Regions from separate parts of the Homo sapiens genome. Here regions 1, 2, 3 and 5 are each linked to region 4. A link is a contact called in ENCODE Hi-C or POLR2A ChIA-PET data. All regions are on one chromosome and are shown on one strand. The core of a region is the stretch at or near the end of the contact, and the rest is flanking DNA. Distances in the headings are between cores, read along the strand shown.

Region 1 (2,806 bases), core at 168-2,667, 2.8 Mb after region 4:
TGCCAGCATTCATAGGTATTTATGCCACTGTTCATAGATATTTTACATATTAATGATTTCTTTATACCCTCTCGTTCCAAAATGTTTTTTAGGTAATTTAGAAAGTAATATAGGATCACACATATATTAAAACCCTTAGGTAAAGAAATCATGGGGAAGGCTAAATAAGGGTAGGGGGAGAAAAGGTGAAATGAGGGAGTAAAATTAGTACCTAAAATTACTGGTTTTGATTCCGTATACTTTAAAAACTGACCTGAAAATTTGGTTCTGAGCATCTTAGTAGGAAACACTATTTGTTACTGATTGAACCCACATACATTTTTTAACTCTGGTTGGTGTTAAACTGTAGGGTTTGTTAACTTTTCTAGAAGGGAGTTGAAGGTCAGACCTTTATTCAGAAATGTGATCCTCCAACCGTCTTGCATTATCTTACTGTTTGCTTTGGGGAGAAATTAGACATAAACCTAGTATTTTTGCCAGGAACATAAAGCTGCCTTAATTCCAAAGACTTCCCATAGTAGTCTATCTGTCTGTCTGTCTTCCTATGTATGTCATCCGACAACAATATCTGAGAAGCTCTCAGAGAGTTTTGTTTTCTGGAAGCTACCTATTTCTTAGAGTAGATGGTGGAAGTTGTATTTGATTAAAGTAAAGTACTTTTAAGTTTTCATTGCCTGTTCTTTATCTATCTTTCCGTTTGTTGTTGTTGTTGTTGTTGTTGTTGTTGTTGTTTTTGAGACAGTGTCTCACTCTGTTGCCTATGCTGGAGTGCAGTGGTACAATTACAGCTCACTGTAACCTTAAATTCCTGGGCTCAAGCAATCCTTCTGCCTCAGCCTCCAAAGTAGCTAGACTGCAGCTGCGTGCCACCACATCCAGCTATTTTTTTTTTTGGTAGGAATCTTGCTAGGTAGGGTCTTGCTATGTTGCCCAAGCTAATTTTGAATTCCTGGCCTCAAACAATTCTCCTGTCCTTGCCTTCCAAAGTGCTCAAATTACAGGCTACCACACCTGGCCTGTTTGTTCTTTCTGAAGATGCTGTATGCCTTGGGAGAGTTCATCAATAAAAGTGTCTGTAGTTTTCAACTGCATCTTTAATGAAATGTTATGACTAATTTTTCAACTAATATAAAGCAGACTGCTGTCAGAGCAACAAATAGTCTAGAATTTCTAGGCTTAGAATACTATTTTTTGTTTTGAGGTATATTTGAAGCTTCTAATTGAAAAGTATATTTCTTTCTATTCAATAAAATGCTGCTATAGATAGTAAGAACAATATTAATAATAGATATTGTACTTACCCAGTAGTCTTGCAAATTTCTTTTACATATATGTGGGGAAAACCATCTCTTTTAGTGCTGAAAATATCTGATGTGTTTGTTTTCTTCCTCCTACGATGCTAGAGAAAAGTATTTTCCTCATTCTGGTTTTAACGGAAGTCTATGTATTCTCTGCTTCTGTCTCACAGCAAGCTCTAATTGGCTCAGAAACAGCAGGGCGTGTTTAACAACTGGGAGGTTGGGGAAGGAAGAATATAGGTTTGGTTTCAGTTTCATTTCTCAGATCTGAAATTACAGCACCGCCTTTTCTATCTGAAATGCTTTTTAATAAGCTATGGCTATATACCACCTTCTGGTCTGCTTGGTTAAAATCTGAAGGCTTAACAATTTTTCCTCACTTGAGAGTTTTGAGGGCTGCAGAAAGCCCCATTGTCTTGTTATAGACAAACTGTGGGATATTCTGGCTTAATTGATCCCTTGGGAATATGAGTTTACATTGCAGTCCCAGCCTTGTAGAGCACCAGGTTGGAGATACTCTAGGTCAATATTTCACTGGCCTTTAAGGGTGGAGTTACTGTCCATTCCTGTTTTCCTAAAGTGTAAAGAATGTCTTTCAGGGATAGGACTTCTTTGAGCACCCCAATAAGTGCTAAATTCATTTATTGCAGAGCAGACCAGGGCTGCAGCAGACCTGATGGTCACATTGTAGAGATTTATCTTTTCTAAGGTCAGTGTCAGGGCCAGAGAGAAAACTGCCTGAGTGAGAGCAACAAAAATAGCTGATATTTTAAAAACTAACAGCAAGTACTGATATTTATTGTGTGTGCTCAATTAGCTTTTGGTTTCCACATCCCACAACTGATTCACACTGGTTTTAGATGAAAACATTTAAAAACATTTATTTTAAAATATTTATTGGGCGCTTACCATGTACCAGGCATTGTTCTAAATGTTTCATATTAACTTAATTACTCTTCACAACAATCTCCTGAGGTAGAGATTATTTTTATCTCAATTTTAAAGGTGAAGAAACTGAGGCATAGAGATTAAATAATATGGCTAAAGTTTGCATAACTAATACATGGCAGAGATTCGAATCCAGGTTTCAGGCCAGTGCTCTTAAATCCTGAGGTTTAGGAAGAAAGAAAGTGGCTATGAAGGACAGCCTAGATATGACCATTACACTTATCACCCTCAGGAGCCCTCCTCGTAAGGGGACCCTGGGCCTGAACTCCAAAACCTGGGTTTCACTTTGCATGGGGACCAGTGTGATGGTTAATTTTATGGGTCAACTTGACCGGGCCACAGAGTGCCTAGATATTTGGTCAAACATTATTCTGGTGGTTCTGTGAGGGTGAGGAGGCAGGACTAGCTTGCAGCTCCTGCTGGGACAGACAGGACAGCATGTGGAGACTCACATCATGAACTTTTGCTTCAAGAATTACTGCAGCAACATACCAGGAAAGCCAAGAGAATTCACAGACCCTTTGAAGGAACTGTATCGCCACTGCAGTTTCTCTGAGATG
Region 2 (2,700 bases), core at 102-2,601, 2.4 Mb before region 4:
CGGAAAAAAAAAATAGCCTCAAGTAACTACTGGCTACAGTATTTGAAAGGCACACCTCTAAATCTTAATTTTTTTCCTTTCTAAAATGGGAGTAGGCATGTGCAGTGGCTCACATCTGCAATCCCAGCACTTTGTGAGGCCAAGGTGGAGCCCAAGAGTTCAAGAGCATCCTGATCATCATGGGGAGACTCTTGTCTCTACAAAAAGTAATAATAATAACAAAAAATAGCCAGGTGTGGTGTCACATGTCTGTGGTCCCAGCTATTTGGGAGGCTGAGGCAGGAGGATGGCTTGAGCCCAGGAGCTTGAGCTGCAGTGAGCCGTGTTCTCACCACTTGCACTCCAGTTGGGGCGACAGAGCAAGACCCTATCTCAAAAATACATACATACATACATACGTACATACATAAATATAAAATCAGAGTAATAGTTATAATCAAATTCTTGACCAAAGGATCAGATAATACATGTGAACTTTGAAAAACTAAAAAATACAAGTATTACTTTATGTAGATAACTATTTTATTATTGTTTTATACTCAAGAATTTCTATCATTTTGAATCAGAGGAAAATGGAATAAGCAGCCTGAGAAAACTGAGTTCCCCATATCTGGTAGAGTTTTGAGGCTGTCTGGCAATAAAGAACAAAAATATCCCGTAGAGTTAAGCTAAATCATCCCTCTATTACCTGCAGAGACCTTCCCTGGGAGGTCCTCTTTGACTCCCTGGACTGAATTAATGGTCCTCTAGGTATAACCATGACACTTTTCACACTGTATTGTAAAAAAAAGTGGTCTGTCTGCTCAACTTTACCCAAGAACAGGTGCCTCTGATCCCCGTGTCCTTCCGGTTGTCAACCGCTGGGTACATAGTATATCCTCAATCTGTATTTGTTGAATAATTCACTAGCACTGTATTCGTGAGGGTATGGTTCTCCGGATAACTTAAGTAACTACTAATCTGTGGTAAACAGAACAGCTCTTTAAGGACGATGCAGATGAATACTGGCTGCTGTAACGGCCCAGTTGGTGCATCTCGGATGCCAGGAGGCGGTCCAGTGCTGATCTCTTTCTTTTGCCCTTCCCTCCCGCCCTTCCAGTCTGTGGGATATAGAGGACCTCACAGTCACGAGGTCGCGACGGTCCGTGCCGTCGTGGAGACAAGCGGGACACGGAGAGAGAACTACATTTCCCAGCTGACTCTCCTGCGCGCGCCCTTGCCTGCGCGCGGGGGGCGAGTGCACCGGGCGCTCGCTCCCTGCCGAGCTCTTGTCGCCCGCCCGAGCCTTTGCCAGGGGATGAGGTGGGAGGCGCTAGAAACCACTTAGCTACAGCCAACCGCCCAATGCAGCACTCGCTCGCTCCCCCCGCCAGCGGAAGCGTCCGCGAAGCACAATGCAGCACTGAGCCGCGGTGGAGGTTGCAGCGCCACGGCCGCCGCAGCACCGGCCGGGGCTGGGTGGAGGTGGCCGCGGGGACCCCGGGGGCGCGGAGCGAGGGAAACGGACTCGGCGGCGCCGGCATGAGGAGCTGAGCGTCTCGGGCGAGGCGGGCTGACGGCAGCACCATGCAGGCGGCAGTGGCTGTGTCCGTGCCCTTCTTGCTGCTCTGTGTCCTGGGGACCTGCCCTCCGGCGCGCTGCGGCCAGGCAGGTAAGTTAGCCGTCCTCTGTGCCTTTGGGCCATACCATTTCCCGGGAATCTTTGGAGCCCTCAGGCGTATTGAAAAGGGGGCATCCCCATTTCCCGAGTGCGCGGGGAGATTTTTTTTTTTTTTTTTTTTAATTCGGGAGGGTGGTGAGAAGTGGAGCAAAAATATATGTGTGGAGGCGCGCAGATGCACTGGAAGCCTTCGGTCAAAGCCTGTTTTTCTCCTTCTGAAGAGGAATGGGGAGAATGGGAAAGGGGTGCCCTGCTTCTGGGCCCCGCTCCTGGTTGCTCTCGGATGAGCTGGTCCAAGGCTCTCGGGCTGGTGTCTCTGCGTCCTTCCCAGTTGGGTTCCGAGAGGGAGGGGGCGGTGGGGATTTTCGTAGGGGAGACGTAGGACTGCAGGATGGAGGAGTGAGGGTCAGGGTCATTATTTTCGCCTTTTCTCTCCACTCCCTCCTTTCCCGGTTCCTGCCTGGAGGAGACGCCTCATTGATGGAGCTAGAGAAGAGGAAGGAAAACCGCTTCGTGGAGCGCCAGAGCATCGTGCCACTGCGCCTCATCTACCGCTCGGGCGGCGAAGACGAAAGTCGGCACGACGCGCTCGACACGCGGGTGCGGGGCGACCTCGGTGGCCCGCAGGTGAGAGGCTCGGTCCGGGAGGTGGTCCTCCGCGCCTCCCGGCCCACCCGAGACCCCACGATTGCGCTCGGTTGCCCTGGAGATCCCATGTCTTCTTGGGTGAAATGAGTTGGGTCCCGATGCGAGTCATGCATGGCGCTCCCTGTGCAAAAAAGAAGGGGAAAAGGGTACAAAAAAGAACCAAAATAACCACAGGCCGAGGGCTTTGCCCGAGGGGAGTTTGTGCGGGGTGCCTTCAGCAGTGCGGTGAGCTGAGAGAACAGGCGGAGAGCCCTCTGACATCTGTCAAGCAAAAGCCAGGCATGCACAGCGAGAAGGGAGGTAGTATTTGGGCAGGGTTTGAATCATCATTGTTGTTGTTTTACTCCTCAAAGAGACTTCATAAGTGATTTAACCCAAGGTTGACACTGTAA
Region 3 (2,700 bases), core at 46-2,545, 2.1 Mb before region 4:
TTGCAGAAGCAAAGGGACTCAGTACCACAGGAAGTTCGCTTTTCTGTGTCACTATATCAAAAGCTACCACAAATGCAGACAATAACGGCTCTTTAATATTAAAGGGAAAAGCTAACCTGTCCAGCTACAGCAGCAAAGTAACCATACAGCGGATCCTGAGTTTGTCCGGGAAACGCAGGCCCTCCGGGAGCCCCTCCATACTGTGAAACAGGAAACACATACACGTCATTCTGCCGAATCAAGTTTTCTTCTTTCACCACTGAGGGCTTTTGTGCAAGGCCAGACAACTGCCCGCCTGCCCGCCCTTCACAAGGCTCACCTCCCCACCACCGGGCACACTCTGCCAACACTCCACCCCTCTCTTCCATTCACACCCCGTAATTTAAAAACTGGCGACTTAGACCATAAAGAGTTGCTGTGAAAGTGATGTCTACATATGTAAAGCAACTTTTAAAATCCCTATTAACCTGAAGGTTACTGAGGTGAGTGCAAACTAGGTAAGCCAACGAATGGCAGGGCTTCAAATTCTCCTTTTGTTGTTACAGCATTTATGGTATTTTAAGAGCGTTTTATGAACGATGGAAGGCTGGAGTTGGTAACATTCTGAGACGGGTGTAGCCTAGGGAAGAGTAAGGTGTCCGGCCGGGCTGTATCTCGTGGGTGGCGAGGGAACATTGCCTGTCTCGGAAACAGTTCCCAAGACAACGCGCATCCCAGACGCCCGGCGAGGCTGCCTTCCTACAGGTCTTTTACTTCAGCAGGTTTTCCCTTTTTTTCCGTCCCCCTTCTCACTCGTTTTTTGTTTGTTTGTTTGTTTGTTTGTTTGTTTGTTTTTTAAAGGGAGGAAGGTATATCATTCTAGAATAAAATGACTGTTGTTGCTCTGGGAGGCAACCAAGAAGGCGGGGGTGGGGTGGGGTGGGGGTCAGCCAACACCCAATTAACACGATTTCACGCCGCGTATCCGAGAAGCCGCAGGGTGGGCTTCTAGGGTCCCAATCCACCCTCACCTTGGCCCCGCAGGGCCATCCAGGAGAAGGGACGGGGAAACGTGGGGAGAGGCCGAACCCCAGGGGCCTAGGGCGAGGCCGCGAGCGCAGGGAGAAGCCGAGGGCGGAAGGAGCCCGGGTAGCCGCCCAGCAGCGCCTCACCCCGCTGGCCGCAGCATCTCCAAGGTGGCCTCTTAGCGCCCCGGAGCCGCCTGGGCCGCGATCCCGCGCAGTCAGCACTTACCCCGCCTGGGTAGTACCCGCCGCCGGCGCCAGGATGCCCCGGGTACGCCATGCTGCAGACTGCGCCGCAGCCGCCCTCGCCCTGTGCGCCAGGCCTCTCCGCCCCCTGCCCCGCCCCGCCCTGCCGCTAGGGGGCCGCCCCAGAGCGCACCACGCGGGCGTGGGGGACGCGCTCCGCAGTCGTCTCCAGCTCTTGCCTGTGCGCGCGGCCGTGGCTCCCCTGCCTGCGCGCTTCTTCGTATCTTTGCCATTACGGCGCTAATGCAGTGCACGACTGAAGGTCCAGTGGCGGCCTACGACCTGCGAGGCAATTCACACCAGGGACTTTCCTCCCTCCAAAACTAATGGCACATTCCAACACCAATACACCACCCCAGGAATTCTTTTTTTTTTTTTTTCCTTCGGACTTGGCTATTATCTGGCACATTTCTTATTTTAAACAACTTTATTGGACAGGACGGAGCTATTATAAGCGGAGCGCACCATCGCGAGGCAGGGGCTGGATGCGTTAGGGCAAGCCTTAGGTGCCAGTGGGTGAAGGAGTCTTTGAAAGATGGAAATACGAAAGCGCCCTTGGAAAATAAGAATTAACTTGACGAACTGTGTGCAAGGGAGAGTTTGGCTTGCTGTTGGTTGCAGAGTTCACTGAACGACAACGGCGTATTTCCTTCCTAGGGGACAATTCCTTGCCTGTTTAAGCTGAGCGTGACTTGTGTCCTGAGTAGGACAGAGGGCATTTTCCGGGCAGGACAGACTCACACATATCGTTCTTAGGAAAATGAATTGTTTGAATTATCTGGATGATTCAGACAAAACAATCCATTTCCCTAAAAGTATTCAGCTACTTTTTATATAAGAAAAGTTTAGAACAAACTAATAGTGTACTGGTAAGTATTCAGGAAGATAAGAGATAGGAACTTCTATGTAGGTTATTCTTCTTTACTTCATATATTTTTCTATCTTCCAGTTGAATAGTCCGAAGCAATTCAGGCGTGAGCTTTTTGTTTTGTTTTGTGTAATTTCAATGACAGAAAATTGCTTGCCCTTCACTGTTAAGGACTAGACTTAATGATTTCCTGAATTTTAACGTATTGAGAAACGCATTAATAAGCAAGATTCACAGTATTTGTTGTGGAGGTTGCACAGAAACATTTAAAGGGTCATCAACATTTCACAAATATTGGAGCACCCGCCAATGTGGTACTGTGCTTTTTCGCTGTGGTGGACGGGCTTCCTCCATTCTAAATTCGTGGGCTATTGTCCTCATTCGGTTCATTGTTTTTCTCTTGTGTGTAACTTCCCTCGCAAGCCCTTTTGAAAACCAAAGTCCGAATTGTGAGAAAAATTCTAATAGTCCCTGTTGTGGCATAGCAAAGACACTGCATGTTGCCTGTTTTGTGTTTGATTCAGGAAGCAGGTTACTGTTTTCAATCATCAAGGTAGCAATCATCAAGGTAGATGAGACATC
Region 4 (2,700 bases), core at 57-2,556:
AGAAGGTCCAGTAGCAGCAAAGTAATCAAGACGGGGTTTTCACATCATGTCTTTCCAAATAATCACTGTCCTAAGTGAGGAGTAGAAGACACTGTCACATTGAGGTATTAGTCAGTTTTCACAGTGCCATAAAGAACTGCGCAGACTGGGTAATTTATAAAGGAAAGAGGCTTAATTGATTCACAGTTCTACATGGCTGGGGAGGCCTTAGAAAACTTATAATCATGGCAAAAGGGGAAGCGGAAACAAGCACCTTCTTCACATGGCAAGCAGGAGAGAGAAGAAAGAAGGAGGAACTTCCAAACACTTATAAAACCGTCAGCTCTTGTGGGAACTCCCTATCAGGAGAGCGGCAGGAGAGAAACAGCCCTGCATGATCCAATCACTTCCCTACTTCCACAATGGGGATTACAAATGAAGATGAGATTTGGGTGGCGACACAGAGCCATATCGTATCAAAGTATGAAAGGTTTCTAGGATTTATTAGTTTGGGTTGTTAAGAGTTATACGGCTGGCAACGCTGTGCAGGGCCGTTTACTTCAGCTGCATACATTTTTTCGCTGCATGAGGGGTTGGGGAGAGCTACTCTCTTCTGGTCCTGAAAAGTAATCAAGAGAGAGAGGGATTTTTCACATCGTGTCTTAATTCTCACAAAGGCACGCTTCAAATGACGGATAAAAACCCGTCTTCCCGACTCCAAGAAGCTACTTTCTGACAGTTGTAAACAAGCTTCTTTCTCTTACTGCACAGGAGAGTCCTCTTACAGATCTCAGATCCTGACATTATTTTCAATAAAACTTTGTGCGGCCGCTAGTTTTAAATTCATGGTCTCCTGGAAGCTTTGGCTGGAGACTACTCAGCTCGTCACTGAACTAACGGCTTTTGGGGGTTCTTTTTTCCCAGTTGAGTTTCTGTGTCTTTTACACGTTTGGTTTTATGGTCCGTTGGAGGTTTTTTCACGCTGAGGGTGAAGATTCTTAGTTTCCTCAATTAGCATAAAAGCTGCTCCAAGGCTGCTGAGTCTTCAGTTCCATTCCATTCAAAATGTTAATTCCTGAGACACGCAACCTACGCCCTACTGTCCTTTGTCCCACGGCTTCTCGAGATTATCTCTGTGTTTTAATAGATAAAACGCCTTCTCTCCCCACCCGTGGGGTGCAAAGCACAGCGCATGGGGCTGGTGGCGCCCGAGAGCATCACACAACGCATGCGCCAGTCCGCAGGTGTGGGCGGAGGAGAAATCGCGTCGGCGGCAGGGGATGACGTAAAAAGGCCGCGCTGTACTGCGGCTTGTGCCGCTTCCGCAAGAAGGTTTCCTGGCCTGTTGCAGCCATGGTGCATTGCAGTTGCGTGTTGTTCAGAAAGGTCCGTGCGGGTCCCCTCAGCCTGGTCCCCTTAGCGCTGACAGCTCTGGTTCTTCTTTGCTCCCCTGTCTCTCCACTACTGTCTTCGTGGCGGCCTTTTCCTTGCTTGGTTTTCCCATAGACTTCTCCGCCCCTCCTGTAGTGGCGCTTTGTCAGTAAGCGGTGACAGTGGTGTGTGTACCTGGCGTGGTTTGGACGGTTGTTTGGGGGCAGGGGCAGGGTTTGAAGTTCTTTAGAGACATAGTGTGCACGTGGTATGAGGAACTGGGATACCTGCCTGCTGTGGCCCAAATGTTGTGGTGGTTTTTTTTCCTTTAATGTCCACAGCCTGTTTTTATATATTTCTCCTTGAGTGCGCTGTTTAAGGTTTTTCTAATGGATTTTTATGAAGACACGAAAGCGTGTAATTGATGTGCCTTCCTGCAGAACATTTAGGTCGATTTTTGTGTGGTGTCGGTCTTAAGAATCGTTTCCGTAAAAATTTACAACTGCTTTGAATTTTTATTTTTTAAATCTTATCCTATCAGTAATGCTTTTTGAAACGTTGCCTGCGTCATATTTGGCCATTACTTTATTTCTAACGACCAGAGTAAAATACTCCTTTTAAGTAAGGCTCCTAAACCCCTGAATCTGATTAATCTAGAGCAGGAAAAAAGTGTTACATATTTAATGGAACTGTAGAAACTCTCCTCGAGTATATCAGAATGGTCAATATTTCAACTTTCTTGAAAAAAAAATCCCATTTGTTTTTTATAATAGCTATCCTAAATGACTAGAGATGTGGATTATGAATTTAAGAAATTACTCCTTAAGTTATTTTGATTTTAATAGCCTAAGAGGTTAATACGTAAGTCCTTTACCTACAAGAAGTTCTTGATTTAGTGAAGGAAACAGGTAAACACTAAATGCAGCGTGAGATTTATAAAGGTGTAATAATAGAGATATAATCAAATTGCTGGGAGAGCCAGCAAAGTCAGAGAATTGATTAGAGGAATTTGGAAAGACGTTAGAAAATATGACGTTTAGGTGGATTTATGATAGGAAAAACAAATGACATTCTAAGTAGAGGAAAAGCATGAGCAGAATGGCATGTAGAAATGGCGGTATTTCATGTAGTACAGAGCAAAGAGGAAGAGAGGAAGGGTTGAGCAAGTGAAAAGGATACAGGAAGGAACTAGGCATGGTAGGTGAGCCTATTGTTCTTGCTACTTGGGAGGCTGAGGTGGGAGGATCCCTTAAGGCCAGGAGTTCAAGACCAGTCTGGGCAACATAGCAAGACCCCATCTTTAAAACAGTCGGGGTGGTGTGGTGCCTGTAGTCCCAGCCATTTGGGAGG
Region 5 (2,700 bases), core at 9-2,508, 2.9 Mb after region 4:
TGTCCCCCAAACTTCAGTCATTTGCAAATCACCTTTATTAGTTTTGCCATATCTGACTACCACCCATACTATTGTTTACCTAGTATTTTTTATTACGTTGACACACTTGAACTTTTTTTATTCTAAGAAATATTTTTGAAATTATGGGTCTGTGTCATACTTTTAGAAGTTAACATTATAATAAAATAAACTTAAAAAAATTGGTGCCATGCTTTAGAACTTTCTTCAGCACAATACATGAAAATCTTAACACATCTGATGACCGATTAATCCTTCAGTTTCTACTTGCACATCTGCAGTAATCTTAGGCAAGTTCCTTAATTTCGCCATACCTGCTTCGTCATCTTTAAAATGGGAACCCACAGGATTCTTGTGTGGATAAATGAAATCATATATTTAAAGCTATTAGCAGTTCCTGACAGGTACTCGGCTTTCGATAAGTGTTAGCTATCATTGTTAGCTTTAGGGCTGCTTTTTCTTCTTCTTCTCATATTCTCATAATTGTAAAGTCCTTTTAAAATTGTGTCCCCAAAGACACTTCTGTTCCTTTCCCCAATTTAACTAAACTGCCAAAAGTTGAAAAGAGGACTTTAAAGTGACAGGTATACTCGTTATTGTCGTATTTCCCGTCATCACTGCTTTAGAGTACGGAGGTAAAATAATAGGCGGGCGTCAAAATCCTTCGATTTTAGAGCTTTTGCAGGGGATACCAAGACTGAGGTAGAACAGCCCTAAACCTGGAGGGCCGCCTATTGGGCAACCTAGAGCACACCTTTCCTCAGGCCAAACCCAGCGCGCCCGGGGTAGTCTCGAGTTCTCAGGTTACCCCTCAGTGACAGCCCTTTCTTGAGTTCCTTCTCCTTCGCGTCAGTCTCTCGTTCTCCCACCCCGCCCCTCTAGACCAGGTGAGGTTTCCTCCCTCACACTCCTAGGGGACATCGCGTCAATCTGGCTTATATATTGTCTCCTCTGAGTTTGATCTTTCGCTCAACGCCTAGTCACCTGTGACTTAGGTTTCCGTCTCGCCGAAGAGTAGCTACTGCCTAGTGCAAGCACCTTTGTAAGACCGGCGATCGCAGTGGTCGCTCTGAGCAGTAATATTTACCGGCTTAACTGAAGCACCCGCTCTTTTGCTTGCTGGGAGATGTAGTCCCTGGGTTGGCCACTTTAGTTCATCGTTGCTACCGCCGGCGTCCAGAAGACTACAGTTCCCAGCAGGCCCAGGGAAAGACAGGATACCCTGGGTCGGCTCCTCCACGTGACCACCCACTATGGCTTCCTAGTGTCAGGGCCAGCTGTGTAGTGGCTCGGTGTGATTTGTTAGCTCTTTGAGGCAGGGTACCCTCCTCAGGATTTCGATATGCAAAAAATCAAATCTCTCATGACCCGACAGGTAAGTCGCGGCGGCTGAAGCAAAGGCTTCCTTCATCTCGGAAGTGAGAGGAGCCGAGATGTTCTGTCCCCAACCAGTGGCGGGCGGGGATCTAAGTTATGGGTGGTGGCAGGTGTCAGGGGGACTGGGAAGCCGGGGCATACCCTAGAAAACTCACCTGGGCCGCCTGGGTTGGAGCACTGCTCCAGCGGGTACCAGCCTCCCAGAAATATTCGTTTAAAAATAAGTCATTGAAGGAATCAGGGTATCTTTGTCTCCCCTCCTCCTCTTTTTGCCGTCTTTCCAGAACAGCCCGAGCTTCCTTGCAAGGTCTTCCGCATCCAGGCTGTCTGTCATATGCGAGCTGATAGCCTGGGTAGGGTGGTGTGGTCTGTGCAGTAGAGGTGACCTGGAAAGACTGAAAACGGATGATTTGAAGACAGAATTAGTAGCTTTTGGATTTTGGGCAAGTCCCCAAACTTTGTAGCTTACGTTTCTGGATGTGAAAATAATTATTTTTGTTCATTTTACTTCACAGTTCTGTTATGAGGGTCATCGATAAGCTAATATATGTGAAAACTCTTTGTGAAATTCTGCTTTAAAAAATTTATTTTTGTCATGGCAAAATACTGATCTTTTCTTTTTTTTCCCCAGAATGGAAATTCATGAATAAGAGCTTTGGCTATTTTGTAACCTGTCTCATAAATGTTAGGGACCTCGTAATAATGCCTCAGCTTCATTTAAGAAGTGCAGAAATTTTCTTTTATGTACTTATTGATTATGACTTTGTTTTAGCTGCCTTTATTTACTTCAGCTTTAATATTTCACTAGAATTGGTCATTTTATTATTTTAATATGAAAGATAGTTAAGATTAGAGTTTTAAATCAACATGGCTTTTAGAAGTTTGGAGAATGTGGAAGGTAATCGTTTAGTGAAAGGTATATTTGTGAGTTTTTTTCTTGTTGATTACAAAAATAACTCAAATTCCACATTCTTATTTGAGAATTCACAATTTGAGAGATATATAAACAGGATACAAATTGTGTATTTCTCTTGCACAATGCACAAATGACCCTTACATGATTATTTTAGTTATGTCAGAGCATTTTGTTAATGTTATGAAAATATAATCAAAATGTTCTGTGAATAATAAAAATATTTAAGTAAGTGGCTAGTAACATTTGTTAATTCCTCACATGTGTTGAGTACTGGTGTTGTGCGTCCTACTACTTCTTACTTGACGATGAGTTTGGGTCCTGCTGTATCCTGTGGCAGCTGTGTGACTTTCGGCAAGTTACATAACGTTTTTAAGCATCTATTTCCACAT

Evidence for each region. Hi-C counts contacts between places; a loop is a spot of excess contacts on that map. ChIA-PET counts read pairs that join two places held with the same protein, here RNA polymerase II (POLR2A). Pooled maps may share reads with other maps.
Region 1: a loop to region 4 is called in a map of CD8-positive, alpha-beta T cell, with 30 times the contacts of the local background. The contact joins the promoter of SAMD9 here to the promoter of GTPBP10 in region 4. A Hi-C loop is called at or near these places in 3 of 168 maps with a recorded cell type or tissue (CD4-positive, alpha-beta T cell, CD8-positive, alpha-beta T cell and naive thymus-derived CD4-positive, alpha-beta T cell) and 7 of 50 pooled maps.
Region 2: a map of CD8-positive, alpha-beta T cell shows a loop between it and region 4 (15-fold over the local background). The contact joins the promoter of ADAM22 here to the promoter of GTPBP10 in region 4. A Hi-C loop is called at or near these places in 4 of 168 maps with a recorded cell type or tissue (CD4-positive, alpha-beta T cell, CD4-positive, alpha-beta memory T cell, CD8-positive, alpha-beta T cell and 1 more) and 9 of 50 pooled maps.
Region 3: a map of CD8-positive, alpha-beta T cell shows a loop between it and region 4 (21-fold over the local background). The contact joins the promoter of SRI here to the promoter of GTPBP10 in region 4. A Hi-C loop is called at or near these places in 8 of 168 maps with a recorded cell type or tissue (CD4-positive, alpha-beta T cell, CD4-positive, alpha-beta memory T cell, CD8-positive, alpha-beta T cell and 3 more), 7 of 37 single-sample maps with no recorded cell type and 18 of 50 pooled maps. POLR2A ChIA-PET finds 5 or more read pairs at or near these places in 1 of 52 experiments (MCF 10A).
Region 5: a map of CD8-positive, alpha-beta T cell shows a loop between it and region 4 (24-fold over the local background). The contact joins the promoter of VPS50 here to the promoter of GTPBP10 in region 4. A Hi-C loop is called at or near these places in 4 of 168 maps with a recorded cell type or tissue (CD4-positive, alpha-beta memory T cell, CD8-positive, alpha-beta T cell and naive thymus-derived CD4-positive, alpha-beta T cell) and 16 of 50 pooled maps.

Annotation. Positions count from the first base shown.
Region 1 is chr7:93,116,562-93,119,367 of GRCh38, forward strand. SAMD9 (sterile alpha motif domain containing 9) reads right to left here and starts at 1,418. Exons shown (of 3, transcript NM_017654.4): 1 at 1,302-1,418.
Region 2 is chr7:87,932,900-87,935,599 of GRCh38, forward strand. It overlaps ADAM22 (ADAM metallopeptidase domain 22), which reads left to right and starts at 1,352. Exons shown (of 32, transcript NM_001324418.2): 1 at 1,352-1,651; 2 at 2,127-2,287. The coding sequence starts at 1,567. RefSeq lists a silencer at 1,255-1,664 and enhancers at 1,771-2,348, 2,349-2,700, 2,475-2,524, 2,535-2,614.
Region 3 is chr7:88,218,743-88,221,442 of GRCh38, forward strand. SRI (sorcin) reads right to left here and starts at 1,296. Exons shown (of 8, transcript NM_003130.4): 1 at 1,234-1,296; 2 at 117-200. The coding sequence starts at 1,284. SRI-AS1 (SRI antisense RNA 1) reads left to right here. Exons shown (of 3, transcript NR_120517.1): 2 at 7-482. RefSeq lists silencers at 282-371, 1,019-1,518.
Region 4 is chr7:90,345,410-90,348,109 of GRCh38, forward strand. GTPBP10 (GTP binding protein 10) reads left to right here and starts at 1,307. Exons shown (of 10, transcript NM_033107.4): 1 at 1,307-1,365. The coding sequence starts at 1,333. All of the region lies in intron 1 of LOC107986715 (a long non-coding RNA gene), which reads right to left. RefSeq lists enhancers at 773-912, 1,123-1,552.
Region 5 is chr7:93,231,108-93,233,807 of GRCh38, forward strand. VPS50 (VPS50 subunit of EARP/GARPII complex) reads left to right here and starts at 1,259. Exons shown (of 28, transcript NM_017667.4): 1 at 1,259-1,393. The coding sequence starts at 1,361. It also overlaps a transcript of HEPACAM2 not described here. RefSeq lists enhancers at 960-1,029, 1,170-1,339, 1,430-1,479, 1,720-1,779.